Regions from separate parts of the Mus musculus genome. Here regions 2 and 3 are each linked to region 1. Evidence: chromatin contacts called from ENCODE Hi-C or POLR2A ChIA-PET data. All regions are on one chromosome and are shown on one strand. Each heading gives the region's core, a stretch centred on a gene start or an enhancer-like site at or near the end of the contact. The rest is flanking DNA. Distances are from core to core; before and after follow the strand shown. Region 1 has its middle 43 kb from the start of Serp2. Region 2 holds the start of Serp2 (stress-associated endoplasmic reticulum protein family member 2). Region 3 overlaps 1700105F02Rik (a long non-coding RNA gene).

The links. Hi-C counts contacts between places; a loop is a spot of excess contacts on that map. ChIA-PET counts read pairs that join two places held with the same protein, here RNA polymerase II (POLR2A).
Region 2: a map of left cerebral cortex shows a loop between it and region 1 (3-fold over the local background). The contact joins the promoter of Serp2 here to the enhancer-like site in region 1. A Hi-C loop is called at or near these places in 3 of 37 maps with a recorded cell type or tissue (heart and left cerebral cortex). POLR2A ChIA-PET finds 5 or more read pairs at or near these places in 4 of 5 experiments (Patski and embryonic stem cell).
Region 3: a loop to region 1 is called in a map of left cerebral cortex, with 1.9 times the contacts of the local background. The contact joins two enhancer-like sites. A Hi-C loop is called at or near these places in 1 of 37 maps with a recorded cell type or tissue (left cerebral cortex). POLR2A ChIA-PET finds 5 or more read pairs at or near these places in 2 of 5 experiments (Patski and embryonic stem cell).

What each region holds. Positions count from the first base shown.
Region 1 is chr14:76,597,771-76,601,522 of GRCm38, reverse strand. No RefSeq gene overlaps it. Among named protein-coding and RNA genes, the nearest start is that of Serp2, 43 kb to the right of the region's middle. Within about 2 kb of position 1,621, at least 3 of the 3 ENCODE cell types and tissues checked have a DNase peak (open chromatin) inside an H3K27ac peak, as active enhancers do; they include heart and left cerebral cortex, where a contact is called at or near this core.
Region 2 is chr14:76,555,259-76,559,057 of GRCm38, reverse strand. It overlaps Serp2 (stress-associated endoplasmic reticulum protein family member 2), which reads left to right and starts at 2,371. Exons shown (of 3, transcript NM_001160326.1): 1 at 2,371-2,627. The coding sequence starts at 2,544.
Region 3 is chr14:76,656,956-76,660,602 of GRCm38, reverse strand. All of the region lies in intron 2 of 1700105F02Rik (a long non-coding RNA gene), which reads left to right. Among named protein-coding and RNA genes, the nearest start is that of 1700108F19Rik, 19 kb to the left of the region's middle. Within about 2 kb of position 2,367, at least 2 of the 3 ENCODE cell types and tissues checked have a DNase peak (open chromatin) inside an H3K27ac peak, as active enhancers do; they include left cerebral cortex, where a contact is called at or near this core.

The DNA of each region.
Region 1 (3,752 bases), core at 372-2,871:
AAATCCTTAGGGATGCTCTTGGCTGCTAGCATAACAACACGCTCTACCCTCAGAGATGCCCTGGTCACAGGGGACCAAGCCAGGGTCAGACCAAGGGGTGACATTGGAGGTGGGAAGGCATCAGGAACAGGACAGCAATGAAACTAGAAGCCCCTGTCGCTCTTAACCATGGGAAATGAGAACTTAGAAGGAGAGTCACCATGGGCGCTTAGAACATTGCTTAGAACATTGCATTCTGACTTCAGAGCCCCAGCACTTAACCCTTTCTTGTCCTCCTATCCTTGAAGGAGTGAGTGGTTTCTGTTACACTTAATTCACCCATTGCTACAAGGGGCTACTCTGAAAGTGCTTTCTTTACTGACAACATTTAGAAGAAATTGTGAAGTGTTAATGGATTTTTAATAAGTGTTTGTGTTTTCCTCTTAACGCAGCTAGCTCCCAAATAACTGAGAAGGGGCTATATTCATTTATCAAGCTTTAAGGGCACAACAACTGAGCAGTATCACTATTTCAGTCCTCTATGCTAACCTGGCTACCTCCCAGCCCAAATCCCCAAGAGACTTGGATTTTATAGTTTTTTCTGCTCGAGCTGTTGTTTCAGGGTCTCTCCTGGACTCTCTTCTGTGGCTGAAGCCCCACTTCCTCACTTTTTGGCCCTGTTCTCTTCCCTGATCAGTCATTGGCTGATCAGCTAGCTTTGTCAACCACTCAGGGAGCATCGCACAACATTGAGACAGGAGTTTCTTAGAAAAAGGACTGCAACTAGATATAGGGGCATAGAAATCAGCATTTGAGTGATACAAGGATAATATTTACACAATGCTCAATAACATTATGCCTACAGTGAACTGCTTAGAAACACAGGGGCCCACAACAGCCTCTCCCTTTTGCTTCGCCCAGCAGGAAATTCCAGAGTTCTCCACCCTCAGCCAGGATCTGCTCACAGCTGTGGAGACTTTCTCCCCTGTTGACTTAGTAAATTTTCTTATTGCTATCCCCACTGCAGGCTTCTTTTTATCCTCCAGTTTATGTTTAGGCCCTGCACCTGTGCAGACAACCTTTGTTGATGACCACTCAGAGAGACAAACGTTACCTCGGAACCTTCCAGATCCTTCCCACCTCCACCTCTGTCAGAGTCCTCTGGATATTTTTACAGACATGGGAGTAGATGCCTGTATCCTCTCCTTCCTAATTGACCAGTGGGAAGGGATGCCTGTTCGTGGTGTTTTCTTTGACCAATAAGATACTTAATAAATTCCTAATATTATCTTGCCCGTATCCACCATTCAAAGAACTTCTGTAGTACCCACTCCCTTTTCCCTCAGTTTTACAACTTGTGAGCAACTGTGATGAGAATATAAATGATCTCGGTGATCTAGAGAATATAGAACACTTTTTTCCCCTCAACTAGAGGAAACAGTGCCAAGGAGAAAGGAAACAAAAATAGGGTCCCAGGCATGATGGGACAGAAACAAAAGCCAACAGTGAATGTCAGATCCAAAAGAGACTCTGATTCCCCAAACGCTAAAAGGCAGCCCACATATCCAGAAATGAGCCGAAGCTGGGTTGTAGGGTTTCTGGTGGTTGGATCAGAGCCAGCACTGCTCAGGATCTGTGAATTGGGAACCCTTTCCCTTACCTCTGGGCACAGAAGGCTACACTTGGCACCTGTCAGCCTATCAAAGCCCATGCTGGTCCCCAGGCTGCCTCCGCATCAGTATAAAGTACCTGTTATACATTTCAAAGTTTCCACCCAGAATCTCCTCACCTCCTCCTCATGCCTAAACTCCCCCAGCGTCCCTCTCTTACTCATCCTTCTCTTTACCTCTGTTCTTGTTATTCTGTGTTCTCTCGCTCTCTCCCTCGCTCTCTCCCGTTCTCTCTCGCTTCCCCTCCCCCCCATCCCCCTCCACCTTTCCCTCTCTGCTATGTTCTCTATCTCTTGTTATCTTGCTATCTCCACTCTTCTCTCCCTCGCTCTCCAACTTCCCTAGCCCTGGTCTACCTCTCTCTCTCTCTCTCTCTCTCTCTCTCTCTCTCTCGCTCTCTCCCTTCCCTCTCTGCTCTGTTCTCTATCTCTTGTTATCTTGCTATCTCCACTCTTCTCTCCCTCGCTCTCTCCAACTTCCCTAGCCCTGGTCTACCTCTCTCTCTCTCTCTCTCTCTCTCTCTCTGCTTTGGCCTCTTCCGGATGCCTCTGGCTGTTCTCTGAAATCTACAATAAAAGTCTTAACCATGTCATGGAGAGGTCATGCCATCCAGTTCCTTTCTTGTGCCCCACTCAAATACAGTGAGGAGGAGAGAACAGGAAAAAGCCAACTTAGAGATGCAGAACGAGCAGGCACTAAGACCCAGCAGAGCCCTCATCTCCAGTCTCCAACCCAGAGCAAACTGACCCCTCCTTTGCCTCTAGCTGTTACTGGCAACAGCTTCTACAGCACCTGGCTTTGGGCCTCTGCAAACTGCCCCGAGCGTCCCAGATCTGGTGGGAAAACTCTTAAGTCTCATTCAGAAATCAGCAAATAGATGACTCTATGATAGGGTGGCTGAAGGTCTGCTCCATTTTCTCTACGATTTGGCTATTGTAGTGCTGGAGGGCAGGGGGTGGGGGTGGAACCCAGGGCCTTGTGTTTAAAGCGTGTTTCCTGCTGCTGAGCCTCACAGCCAGTTTCTTCCCCCACTCTATCAGTTTGGGGACCTTCAGAGTCCGGTGACTTTTGCAAGACCAGCAGAAAGCTTTGCACGTACAACGTGAACATAGGGGAGGAGCTGGATAGGTGGCGGGAGCACTGCGCTGCCACCACAGAAGCCATGTGGATTCAGGACAAACAGCCAAAACCTCTGAGGATGCCCAGCTTCAGAGACAGAAAGAACATGCGCTCCCAGCTCAATCCCAGCCTCCCTCATTTGCATCTTAGGCCCTCCCCTCCCCACCTTGAACCCTAGGAAAGGCTGAGTATCAGTTTCTTTTCTCTGCTCTGGAAAACGTCAAAACTCCTGATGTTTGCCTCGGTGCTAGAATAGATTAAGAAACAAAAAGTAGTGGGAGTGGGTGGGTTATTGAGCAGGGGGATGGGGTGGGGGAGGGTTTCAGAGGGGAAATGAGGAAAGAGAATAGAATTTGAAATGTAAATTAAAAATAATAGTAATAATAGTAATAATAATAATAATAAAACAAAAAGAGCAAGATTTCCCTTCCCCCAGACAACCACTGCCAGGTGCCTACACTTTAGTTACTCACAGCTCAAGTGGCCAAGAGCAAAGGAGTGAGCTTCCATATGGACCTTTCCCAGGTCTACAGACTAGGGAATTGCCCCCTCCCCTTTCCTTCCTGGGAAGTTAAGTGGTTCCAAGGGGTCTTGGCTTAGAGAGGTGGCTTAAGCCTCTGCCCTGGTTCCCCAAGGAGAAACCTCTGTCCAGCCTTCTGAGATGAAGGCATCCACCCCCTAACCCAAAAGGAAAAGGATCCACCACCCTCTTTATTCCCAGTGGAAATAGAAGCTGAATAGGACTCCTCCCCAGCCCCACCCTGCCATGCACACAGTGTTGGTATTCTGTATAAACTCCACCCCCACAGTTCATGGCAGCAGCCAGGTATGCTCTTCCCTACAATTACCTGGCAAGAGCCAGGTAGGCTTGACCCAGTATAAAAGGGGCTGCTTGGCCCCTCCTCTTACCCACTTTAGCTCCTGCCTCTCTCTTGCACCCTTGCTCCACATTCCCTTCCCCTCTCTCCAGGTGGCCATGGCCTG
Region 2 (3,799 bases), core at 1,122-3,621, 43 kb after region 1:
AAAAACTAATTCAAAATGTCATAAAGTAGAAATTAAAGGAGTAAGATTGTTCCCTAACACACAGAAAACAACGAACAAGAAATAATAATCTTTCCTCAATACGGTTGGCTGCCTCTGTGGAGCGAGGAACACCCTGCTTCCAGTCCAGAAGTGGAAACTACCTATCAGCCTCACTTCTCTGAATGTCCCCTAGAGCCTGGGCTCTGGTCAGCTTCGGTGAGAATTTACCCTGCTTCTGCCCAGTTACTGAAATAAGTGAGGGACAGGCAGAAGCACCTGTGGGTCTTATACAATAGCCCCCCCTGCTCAGGAAACACTTCCCCTACTTAAACGCCAGTGGTGGTCTGTCGTTGGTCCTCTGAGGCGGCGACACGAACGACACAGACACCAAGTTGGGTTCAAGCAGCAACTTTACTCAGGCTTTTTCTTTTACAGCTCTCTTCCCCAGCAGCTTCTTCTTAGGGCAAGGGCTAAAACAACTCCTATTACAACAGCTTCTCTTCTAGTACTTCTACTCACGGCAAGGGCTAAAACTCCTCTCTTCACTATTTGCACAGACTCACCTCCTTCTAGCTCCACCCCACCTCATCCAATCAGAATTCACACACGCTCCAGGCACGAGCTCAGGTCGTTCACAGATAGGCTGACAGGTCCTGACCACAAGGAACAGTCCAGCCTGGCAGGCAGCCCACGCATGCAGCCTCACTGTGCATGCTCTGGCAAGGCAGTAAACAAGTGGGTTTCACGGGTCCTGCAGCCGCACCGCTCCCCACAGTGGTCCTTAAAATCAGGGACCAGAATAGGTCAGACTTAAGTGGTCCTGTGATGTTGGTGGCTGCTCATACTGTTAATGAAGCCAGTAGCTGCTCATTCAAGTGAAGAGATTTCTAACCAGTTGATAGAAGGGTATATTGGCTGGTTTTGTCTAACTTGACCCAAGCTGGAGTCTTCAGAGTGGAAGGAGCCTCCGTTGAGAAATGAGACTATGAGCTCCAGCTGTAAGGCATATTCTTAATTACAGATTGAAGGGGAGGCCCCAGCCCATTGTGGGTGGTGCCATCCCTGAGCAGGTGGGCCCAGATTCTATTAGAAAGCAGGTTGAGCAAGCCAGAAAAAGTAAGCCAGTCAGCAGCACCCTCCACAGCCTCTGCATCAGCTCCTGCTTCCAGGTTTCTGCCCTGCTTGAGTTTCATCCCAACAGAAACTCTAAGATAAACCGTATCCTAAAGAGCTCTTCCTAGCTTTCTACCCACATAAGAAATTCTACCCATACCAGAGCCTATTGAAGCATCCTCCAGGCACAGATAGATAGGATCAGAGATGCATCCGACATATCTGGTCTACACAGCTCTCACTCCTTACCCTTGAGTGCTATTTTGTATTGTCCTAACCCTGGACCACCTCTTCCCACTTCTCCAGATGTCCCTCCTGAGCTCCAAGGAGCCATATTTGTTGAGGAAAGATAAGCGGTTCAGCCCCCACTCCTCCCCTAGCTAAATCTCGGGGTCAGCATCTGGATATTCAAATATTGATTTTTGTCCTTTCACTGCAGAGAAACTCCCAATGCTGTCTGGGAGCTCACACTTAGTACCCCATAGAACAGGGATGCCTGAAGGTCCAAGATGCCCCAAGACAGTAGTGGTGGTGGGGCAGTGGGGGATAAGAGTCCAAGCCTGGTCAACACTTTGGTTATGGGCAGTGGCCATCCATTCTTCCTGTACTGTAGGCTCATGAACCCTTTGCCCTCTATGCACTCAGTGGTTTCTGGGGCAATCTGCTAGTGTGATGACCACCACTGCCAAGGTGAGGTCTGGTCCAACTCCACCCTCATCCACATTTTTCAGGGACCAGAAAGAGGCTTCTTGGCTCTTCGTCCCATGTCACAAAGGGTCTCTTTTTGCACAACCCAACTTGCCAAGTGGGGTTTCCTCAGACACCTAAAGGGCAGGTTCTTTTGGGGTGTTTCCCAACAGTACTACCCAAACCTGGCCAGGCTCAGCTCTGAGACTCAGCGCTCGATGCCTAGGGTCTAGCCTTCAGCTTGAAGCACCAGCGCCCCAATCCCTGCCTGTCCCGAGGTGGTCAGGAAACAGTCAGAGGTCACCAGGCTGGGTGCGGCTGCGTCCCCACCCCCCACGCACGCACAAACGCCGGGTCGCCCGAACCCTATGCCCCGCAGCGTTCGATCTCAGGACCCGGACACCCCGGGCCACGGTGCCCTTGGGCTTGGCGCGCGGCGCTGTGTCAGCGCCCGCCTCTCGCTTCCCGCCTCCTGCCTCGGTGGCCGCGCAGGGTAGGTAGCTGGGGGGACCGGAAGGATGGCGAGGAAGTCGGAGAGGGTTTCCTGAGATGAGAGATTACTTCCGTCCGCGCGCTGGCCTCTCTCTGGAGCCGGCTGGCTGGGGCTCCGGGAGCGGGGTGCGCGGGGCTCGGCCGTGCCTTGCCACCTGCAGCGCCCGGGCAAGCCGCGGGGCGCTGCGGCTACGGCTCACCCCGGCCATCGTTGCAGGTGGGAGTCGAGAGCATCCCCAAGCGCCCAAGCCATGGTGGCCAAACAGCGGATCCGGATGGCTAACGAGAAGCACAGCAAAAACATCACCCAGAGGGGAAACGTAGCCAAAACCCTGGTAAGGCGGGGGCGGCGCCGGCCGGGCCGAGCTGGCAGGACCCGCGGGGCGGAGCGGGGCGGGGCGGGCGGGCCGTGGGCTCGGAGCCAGGCCTCCCGGCCCCTCCTCCGGGGTCCCGCAGGCTGGGGGACCCAGCGGGGCTCTGGGGGGCGCAGACTGCTCTGCTTTCTCGTGGGCGGAGAGGGCTCTGGTTGGTGGAGACTCCCCAAGAGAAGGAGCCATCGTCCTTGAAAAAGGCTAAAAGCTGCATCTTAGGGGCCAGTGAAGCCAACTGGGCTGGGAGCCTACTAAGTGAATGAATGAACGAAAGGATGAACGAATGATAGAATGCCACTTATCCACAGCTTCCAGGCTCCGCCCCTGGACTCTCTCCCCACCCCCATGCTAAGATTTTTCTTTCCACCCTTTTTGTGATCGTCTGTCTCTTCTCCCTGTGTGTGTGTGTGTGTGTGTGTGTGTGTGTGTGTGTGTGTACATATATATTATATATATGGTATAAAAGTAGGGCGTGAGATTCCGAGCTACATTTCTCTTCACCCTCCTCTTTCTCTTGCAAACTGAAGCCGCCTCAGCCAAAGCTGAGTGCATCGTTACTGCCTATAATTCACCGTATGGATTCTGGCGCATTATGATGCTGTAACTGTAGCGACCAGCTTAGTGCCCGAGGTTCTTTGCTCCCAGACTGTGTATTAAAGCTTTACCCCTGGAATCTTAAGTAAACTGTGTACCTTAAGTGCAGAGATTTCCTTTAGGAAACCAAGTTATCTGCTCCAGAAAATGTCAGGCCTGTGACTTTGAACCATCCAAGGCTTGTGTGGGTTTGCATCGTTGCGAAGAACTGGTTTGCAAAGGCGCCTGGAATCTATTAGCCCATACGATTATGGGGAAGTCCAGCCGAAGCTTGGGTTTGTCTGGAAACGCAGACTTGATGAGGCAATGCCTTTTAGCAAAGAAATTATGTTGGTTTGATTAACTGAGGGGAAAAGCTGGCTGTGTAGTCATCACACCGGAATTCTTGTTAAACCAAGCAGAATTGTGGCAGAGAAGCCATGGCGTCAAACTACTCAGAGCTTTGTACACAGCCCCAGGCTGAGGTAACCCTTAAAATTCCTTCTTTTGGGGAACTAGAGCATTTAGCTATGATTGGAGGGGACAAAATGCCAAGGCGCCAT
Region 3 (3,647 bases), core at 1,118-3,617, 58 kb before region 1:
GTGGCCTGAGCATGAAATGGGACAACACAGAGCATACATAGGCATTAAGGTACCTAAAGAGGTCCATTCTCTCCTTGTCTACTAGAATCAGGACACAAGTTCATAGACATGAATAAACTTGAAACCATATCCAAGTGTGCTACCTCTTCGAGCCTCAGAATGGCTCTGAGAAATAGGGCTGACAGTTTCCTTTGAGGTGAGCATTCCCAACAGGCTAAATAGTCACCTTGCTCAAAGTCAACCAGAAAGAATGTGAGAACCCACACAGGAAGCGGTTTGCCCAGCTCCTGGGTACAGTGGCTCCTTTACAGTAATGGTGCCTCTGGGCAGAAACATCCTAAGTGGAAAAAGTACTCATAACTAATGTATTCCTTGACTCCTACCCAAATCAAGAAAGAAAGCAGTGTTATCATGTCAGTGGAACAAAAGGTCAAATTGATGCTTTGCCCAAAGTCACATAAACCCTGCCTGGGTGAATTCTTAAACGGGTGATCCGTTCCTACCCTAACCCGATGTCTGTCTTTCTATGAGGCTTGTACCTTCTCTGTTGTCGTTTACCTGCCCCAAACATCATCCCACAGAAATGTTGCTTAGCACTGAATACATATCTGCTATGTGCTGGGCACAGCTTCTTTCCAACATAAAAGTGGGTGAGACACGTCTGTAATGGGGCCCAGGCACTAGAGAGGAAAGCAAGCTTCTTAACGAATGCCATGCTGAACGCAGCTCACGCTGGATACAGGAGGGCGCCGGGGCTTTGGAAAGATTCACTCTACCTGCCTAGGAGGGGGTGCTGGGAATCCTGTGTGGCTTCCACAAGGGATACTGAAGCTGTCCATAGAGTTTACAGTACACAGATGTAAATTTCTGCACCAGGCAAAAGCTCAGAGGACAACAACACTCTCGCCTTCTGCAGTTTTTCCAGTGAAAATTACAAATGTACCAGCGGCGAACGAGAAGGCTCAGCCACGCCACTGACTTTCTCTGTCCTTCACACCTTAATTGAATTTGTCCTGAGTCATCTCTACAACCCTTGGTGATTTTTGGAACCACAACAGGTAACAGTCCTCGGCAACCAAGTTGTTTATCTAAAGCTATCCCGGAATCTGTGCCACGGCTGCCAAGGAATCCTGCGCAAGGAAGATGAAAAAAAGCCAAATTTAGTAGCAGATGACAGGCCTGAGGTCCGAGCGCTTCTGAGAAGCTTGAGAAACACCCCCTCTCCTGTTTATTCAAAATCTAAATCTCCTTGACCTATAAGAAGCTGCTGCAGTGCATGCGCAACGTGGACTGGCTGTTTCCTGTGGCTTTAAGGAGTGTAGACCTGACTGCCTTGCAGCAGCCCTGGGGAACGCCAAGCTGCTCGGGGTTGTGTAAATGACTGGGATCATCATTTTCCTGAATCAGGCTCCCACAAAAACAACACAGTGATGAAAGAGAGCAACTGGACACGTTGGCATGGTATCCAGCCCTGGGGATTCTTACACAGGTGGCCTGCCACGTAAGGACCCAAACCAGACAGACAGAAGGTCTGGGACCACGACCACAGAAACGCTTTTCTGACGTGTTTTCTTTTTTTTTTTTTCTTTCCATTTTTTATTAGGTATTTAGCGCATTTACATTTCCAATGCTATACCAAAAGTCCCCCATACCCACCCACCCCCACTCCCCTACCCGCCCACTCCCCCTTTTTGGCCCTGGCGTTCCCCTGTTCTGGGGCATATAAAGTTTGACGTGTTTTCTTAACAGGACACCACAGTCCAAGAGACAGGGGGAGGTGACACAAGGAGAATGACAGGATTTTTTTCCCTCACTCAGGAAGACCGACCAGAAAGCCGCCCCTAGTCTGTGACCTCCAAAGATGTAGAAGAGTATTTCAGGTAGCGAGGCTAGTAAGCTTGCCATCCACCTATGGGCTAGCATCCACTGAAGAATGCTCTGTATTCTGAGGTTTTAAAAATCACGTGCTCAGAGATATCCCCTGCCAGCCTTCACTCCTGACCTCTAGAAGGGACCACTGCCCTGTTCTCACCGTCTTACTGGCCTTCCAAAAGCATTGCCCACGCAGACCAGACCAGTTATCTAATTTCCTTCTGCTCAGCCCCCAGGAGCTATTTTGGGCTTGGTCTGTGTGTGTCCTCCACTTTCCTGCCAGGACTGACTCAGCCCCTCTCCTCTCCTGGGACTCTTTTCTTTAAAAAAAAAAAAAAAAAAAAAAAACAAAAAAACCTTTGAAAGATGCTGCATGCTTCCTCTAGGGCAGCACGTGGTGCCTGACTCAACTTGGCGTGCTGCCAGGAAGTTTCAAGTACCACCCTGCAGGCCAGCAGAAGGGGTAGGGAGGGAAGGCAGCGCCACAGCATCAGCATCTATAGTTCAAGCCCCTCTCTTGCTTACCTACCTACCGCAGCTCTGTTGTGAGACCTGTGAGGGTCTACATGCAGCAGGCCGAGTGTCTACATGCAGCAGGCCGAGTGTCTAAGCCTTGGCTTTCCCTTTTCTCCACCCATAATGCACCTGCCTTTGTCTAATTCCTGCTGGTCTCATCTTGATCCCCAGCACAGCCTAAACACTCTTCTCTGGTTCTCCAACCCACCCAACAGAACTGACCCTCCTTACTTGTCTGTCTCCCATCTCATCTCCTCCTGCTACACTGTCTCTATATGGCTAACTCAACCCTGTGCTTTGAGGGCTCCCGCATCCCATATGCTTTTTATATATAGAATTTGATTTGATTGTGTTATCCAAGTAAAGTGTTAAGAGGGCAAGATAAAAGAAGAGGAGGGGGGTTGAAGAAGAGGGACTTAAAAGCCTTTGGTTAGTGGAAATTGAGAAGCCCCTCCAAATTACCATGCCTGACTTTGTGAATTAGCATCAGGCTGATGATGAATCAGCTCGAAACAATGGCTGCATCTCTAACCTCTGCTGCCTAGAAAAAGCCGCCCAAGGCCAGCAGCTCCCTGGGCCAAGTAGGTAAAATCAGTGTGAGGATGGGAGCCAGATATTAAACAGCAGGGAGTGATGGTGTCATGGAAACACAGTGTAGACAGCCTCGCCCAGCAAAACACTCAAATTCAAATTTAAACACACTCAGAGCCAGCGTAAAGCTCGGGTCAGAGTCAAACAGCTAGATCTGCCAACACGGTGCTCTGCATTGTCAGTAGAAAGGCTCCGGTTCCCCTTTTCTACATTTGACATGTTAAATGGAGTGCAGTTATAGAGCATAGATAGATAGAGCATCATTCTGACTACGTTGAGCTACAATCCATCATGTTTCTGTGGATGAAGATATCACAGTCTCCAGTTCTAAATGTGAGGAATGCCACAGAGGTGTATTTTTGGTGAACAAAGAGGCTATGGGATCAACATCTGAGGCTTGGAACCTCACTGGGGAGGCAAGAGAAAACTCCCAGCACAAGCAGATTGTTATCTTACCATATCTCAAAGTCACAATTATCCCACCTCTCTCAACACTTCAGCCCAGCCAAAATGCCTACAGGTGATGCGTCCCCCGCCCCCACCTCTTAGACCACGGTCTGAACACATCACCTTTACCAGGCTTTCTCTGTCAGCCTTGTCTCTTCTTTTTCTACTCCATCCCAAATGCTACCTGAGGACTGTGTGCTTCCCAGGGCAGTGCTTGCCCA